2 separate regions of the Mus musculus genome follow, and region 2 is linked to region 1. Evidence: chromatin loops called from intact Hi-C (ENCODE). Cell type or tissue: gastrocnemius. All regions are shown on one strand.

The links. Hi-C counts contacts between places; a loop is a spot of excess contacts. Peaks named below come from ENCODE experiments on the same cell type or tissue, not always from the same donor. Only the 100,000 strongest peaks of a DNase experiment are listed, where the experiment ranks them.
Region 2: it touches region 1 in a loop (2.2-fold over the local background); 10 of 42 quality-filtered maps call a loop at or near these places.

Annotation. Positions count from the first base shown.
Region 1 is chr13:41,301,822-41,304,321 of GRCm38, reverse strand. No RefSeq gene overlaps it. Among named protein-coding and RNA genes, the nearest start is that of Smim13, 53 kb to the right of the region's middle. In gastrocnemius, a CTCF peak has its summit at 1,455 (motif pointing left); a DNase peak (open chromatin) is centred at 1,434.
Region 2 is chr13:41,458,768-41,461,267 of GRCm38, reverse strand. It overlaps a transcript of Nedd9 not described here. Among named protein-coding and RNA genes, the nearest start is that of Gm32401, 27 kb to the left of the region's middle. In gastrocnemius, a CTCF peak has its summit at 1,368 (motif pointing right); no DNase peak of the experiment used is centred here; H3K27ac peaks cover 938 bases.

The sequences.
Region 1 (2,500 bases):
TCCAGTACATGTATATCCTCCCATAATTCCTCCAACCCCTGGCTACCCTGGAAAGCTCTGCCGCCCCCGCACCACCCCCCCACAAAACCCTGCCTTCTGCTGAGTCCTGAACTGCTCCTCCACTAGCAGAAGCGGCCACCCTCTTGTCTTTCCCAATAAATCTGTTGTCTGAGGTTTGTTGTACGGTGTGATTTTTGTGGTACTCCTTGGCTCCTGAATGCCAGAATACCCTTCAGAGCTGTAACACTTAGAGGAAGGAAGGTTGGTTAGTTAAATATTATATACATATACATATATATATATGTGTGTGTGTGTGTGTACATACATACATACATATATGTATATATATATACCCACATATATACATACACACACACTCACCCATATACATATATTACAACCTCGAAAGGATTTTAGTGCATAGAGGTAAAAACACGGGGGATAAAATGGGACAACTGAAAAATCAGCAAATACTCATACCTACGTTGCAAAAAATTCCTTTGCAATATGAAGGATAGAAAAAAAAAATCACTTCAGAGCCTCAGAACATGATTTAAGTCATCTCCCAAACTACTATAATTAAGAAAAACTGAGCTAACAGAGAGAGTATCTTATGTTATCTTCTCACAGACTGTTTTCCAGGGAGACCAGAGTCAGCAAAGAATGCCGTTGAATGAAAACACTCCCTTAATTTCTACTGGCCTGCCTACCCAGCAGCCCGGGTACAGGCAGACACCAGACCCCTGCCCACATCCTAGCGGCCATCCTTCAGAAGGCACTTTATGAGTCGCTTTTATGATCTAGCTGCCTAAAAGGTGTGTGTGGATGGGGCAGGATTGAGAACATCCAAGCTCTTTGGGAATTCAATCCCTATGCAAAATGACATCGGGTGGCCAATGGGACACTTTAGGATTGGTTAGAAGGGCACAGAGAGTTAGCTCAGAGTCTTGCACAAGGTTGAAGTATCAAAGCAAAGGACTGGGGGAGGGGAGCAGGGGTGTTTTTAGGATGAAACAAACAAAAAAAAAAAAAAGTGAAACCTGTCTAGACACCCAGTCCACACAGGCAAGGGCCTAGGGTTTGACAAAAGAGGGTTTGGGTTTAGTGCTAGTCCTGTTTGCAAAAGGCAACCAACAAGGAAGGGAACAAAAGATCTACGAGAAACACTAGGGCTTGTAGAGACCTGTACCTAGAAACACAAGCTAGAAACAAAGTAGCATGCACTCTGCCGCTGGCGACCGAGGTAAACCTGGGGGTGTTGGCCCATTTCAGACAGCGCACCCTGTTGGGAAGGGGCTCCCAAGAGTTCCTTATCCTCCAGGGGCAGAGAACTAGCACCCCTTTGCTTCTGTAACAATTCTTTGGTGCATTTTGCTCATCTAAAGTCGTGTTCTCTGAGAGCCCTCTCGGGGATACTATATATGGTGCCCCCTCGTGGTCCAGTGTGGAAAACTAGAGAGGCATCTCAGAGATGCTGCACACAGGGCCCCCTTGTGGTCTGGTGAGAAAATAGAGAAGCTGAGGTGGGGTGGGTTATAACCAATTCTTCCACCAACCATCCTGTGAAATAGCGATGCTAACGAACGCTTGTCTCAGTGCTAGAAAAACAAGGTTTGGGGATAATTTGAAATGCCCCTGAAACACATAAAACAGTATTTTATTTACACACACACACACACACACACACACACATACACACACACACACACACACACACACACACACACACATATATATATATATATATATATATATATAATGATGTATATATCATATCTAAGGCATCTTGGACCATGAGTTTATCTCTGCCTTCTGATGTGGTTCACACAGGAACTCATTCCATGTTTGTTGACTGGCTAACAAATGAATGATCTCACCTCTGTATGTGTCTCCCCCCACCCCCTGAACCCCTACACACACACACACACACACACACACACACACACACACACACACATTGGAAGAGACTTTTTGAAAATCAAATAGGACTTTGCAGAATCTTTAAATATATTTATTTTCTTTTATTTCTGTGTATACATCTGTGTCACACAATCCAGAATCAAGAGTCTGACCCCCTGGAATTAGAATTACAGGTGTTCGTGAGTCACCCAGCATGAGTGCCAGGAAGAAGATCCTTAAATATAATAAATAAAAACAAAAATCTCTTCAAAGGGCAGGATGCCCATAAGCTATTGCTGTATTGTTTCCCTTTGTGGAAGCACATTTCCATGACGTGTTAGTTATTTTTGCATCAAGCAGAAACAACTTGAGAGAAGAAAGCTTAGTTGAAGACCATGGTTTCAGAGAGCTGCAATCCATCACACTAAAGACGGTATGGAGAGAAGACTATGGCAGACGACCAGGAAATAGAATAGACCCAAGGGACAAGGTCAAAGGCTCGCTCTGACAGCCAGGCTCTGTAGCCTTCCAAACAGGGACCGTGCTGCTACTGAGCTTCCAAGAGATGAGTCTGCAGAGGACTTTCAGACTGACAGCTGAC
Region 2 (2,500 bases), 160 kb before region 1:
TGGGCAGATGCTGTGTTACATAGCTGTCACCCAGCCTTCATTCCTGGAAGCTCATCTATTTGAAAGGTTAACATCAGAAATGTTATCTCTCCAATTAAGGAACATCTCAGTCATTTGGACTCTGGAGAATAATGGGACCACTGTGACCACGTTTTTAGATTTCTTTAATGAAGTCCCATGGCTCGGGAGGACAGAAGTCTGAGCCCAGTCAGCAGACAGGGCCATTTTCCCACAGAGCTTTAGGGAGTCTCCACTCCCTTCTGTCTCCTAGAGGTCCCCAAATTCTGTGGCCTGTGGCAGCATCATTCTGACCTCTGCCTCTGCCTTTCCAGAGCTACCTCCTCAGTTTCTGTCCTCATCTACTGTTGACCCGTAAGGACAATGACTAACGTATTAGAGCTGGCTTTAATGACCTTCTCTTACCTGGATGAGATCTGAGAGCTGTGTCCAAATAGGGTCATATTCCTAGGAATTTGGGATTAAAGCTTCAATATACCCCTTTGCAGGATGGGGCACAGATGAAACCTTCACAGTGTAGCCGTGAGGATAATGACAGAAATCCAAGAGACAGAGCTCTGACTCCTCAGTCTCAGGGAAGGGATGGATTTTGATAGTGGCAACTGTTTTCCAGTGTAGACTTTTAGCAAAATGTGCAGTTGTATGCCTTAAATATCTACAAATTTTATGTGTCAATTTTTCTTCAGGAAAGGTGGAGTTGGGGAATGGATTTCACTTCTCCTATGAAGGTTTTATGATTCCCTGGGTAACATCCCTTCCCCTAACACATTCTCTCTCTACTCACAAATACACTATACTTTGCTGTGCATCCTAACCACATATTTAACTATCTCCTTCCTAGATAACTTCCTGGGTAACAAGATATTGCTTGATATCTTGGTCATGTCCCTCCATCACCCACTAGGGCACCTGGCACACAGTAGGAACTCACTAAGTCAATAATCTAAGGAATGTGTTACTCCAATGACCTTGCTAACTGACTGAAGGCCTGGACAGAAATGGCAGGCTTCGGATCCTTAAGATTCCCTTGCTCTCTGAGGATCTGTGAGCCCATCTTTCTTTTCCCACGGCCAGTCACAGAGGAAGTTGCCAAAGCCAGATGATGACACTTCTGCTTGGGCTACCCAGGTCTACAATTTCAAATCAGGGAATTTGAAAGAGAAACTAAACCAGGAGAAAAACATAGCTTGGATGAGCCAAGAACGGCAAAATACCAAGTTGTGCAATAGTAATGGTGGGCCCCAGGGACCACTTGGCTTGCCCAGACTATCAGATGCTATATATGTCAACCTTGTACTTGGGCTTGGGACAAATTTGTGGCTTAAGTATCATCTGATGCCTTGCCCTTAAGTCTGGCCTCTAGAGGTCAGGCTGACACCTGACATCCTCATCTTCACTAATTTTGAGATACAAAAATGCTGGACAGGAGTGAGCCCTTGTTTCCCAAAATGGTGGAACCCTTGAACTCATTGACCACACAGACCTAGCTGCCAACTCATGTATTGTTAATTAGATAAAGCTTCAGCCTGAAATATCAAGGTGAGTTTGCTCACATCTTCCACACACTTGTCAGTCTAGAACCAGGAAGGATCCTTGGTTGAAGCGATCTAGCCCATGCATACACAGAAAGGGACAGAGTATTCATCCCCAAAGTTGCAGCTGGAAGAAACCACGAAAGGCCAGGCGTCATGATCCTTGTGCCTTGGGGTTCCTAACCTCGGCCTTGCTTGGGGTAACACAGGAGTCCTACGATGAGCTGTGGCTTTGAGGAAGATATGGGGGAGGAACTAAAACAGCCTGGGTGAGGTTGGTCCATGGAGATGCAGGCAGGACAAGAAAAGAGAATGGGACAAGGAAATGGGGTTTATTCTGAAGAACCAGCAACAGGGACATCTGACTGACCTTCTCCTTACAGCTCACAGGCCACTGTTCACGGGATGACACTGGCTGAGCACAGACTTCTATGCTGAAGAGAGCTCACTCTCTCAGTGTGCTCAGACGAGAGCTGAGACCCTACCAAGTATTAACCCTGGCCCGTCACCTACAGCAGCCACTGGTTGAGTAATCAAAGCAAGTCTAATAGGGCTTGAAAAGCTAGTCTCTGATACTCCAGGGCTCCTCAGTTCCTCTCTCCACTCTCTGGAGAGACCTGTTAGCCACAAACAGAGGACCATCTCTATGGAGATATGTCAAAGAAGAGACTCAAGTGCTCTGTGCTTGTGAATTCTAGTGTGTCCATTATAACAAGATTGACTCCGTTCTGTAAACAGAGGGGACTTTGAACTCACCTGGGGGCCCCTGAGTCTTTTTATAGCCATACAACAAAAGTGGAGTTCAGGTATTTACTTCCCTGCTAAAGAGCATTGCTCTGCTGGGTGTGTCCCTAATGGCTAACACTGGTCTCCCTTGTTCTGTGCGTTTCCAAGGTTGTCCCCATTATCACTTAAAACAGTAGGGCTGGGGAGTCTGCTGAGCCAGGGCC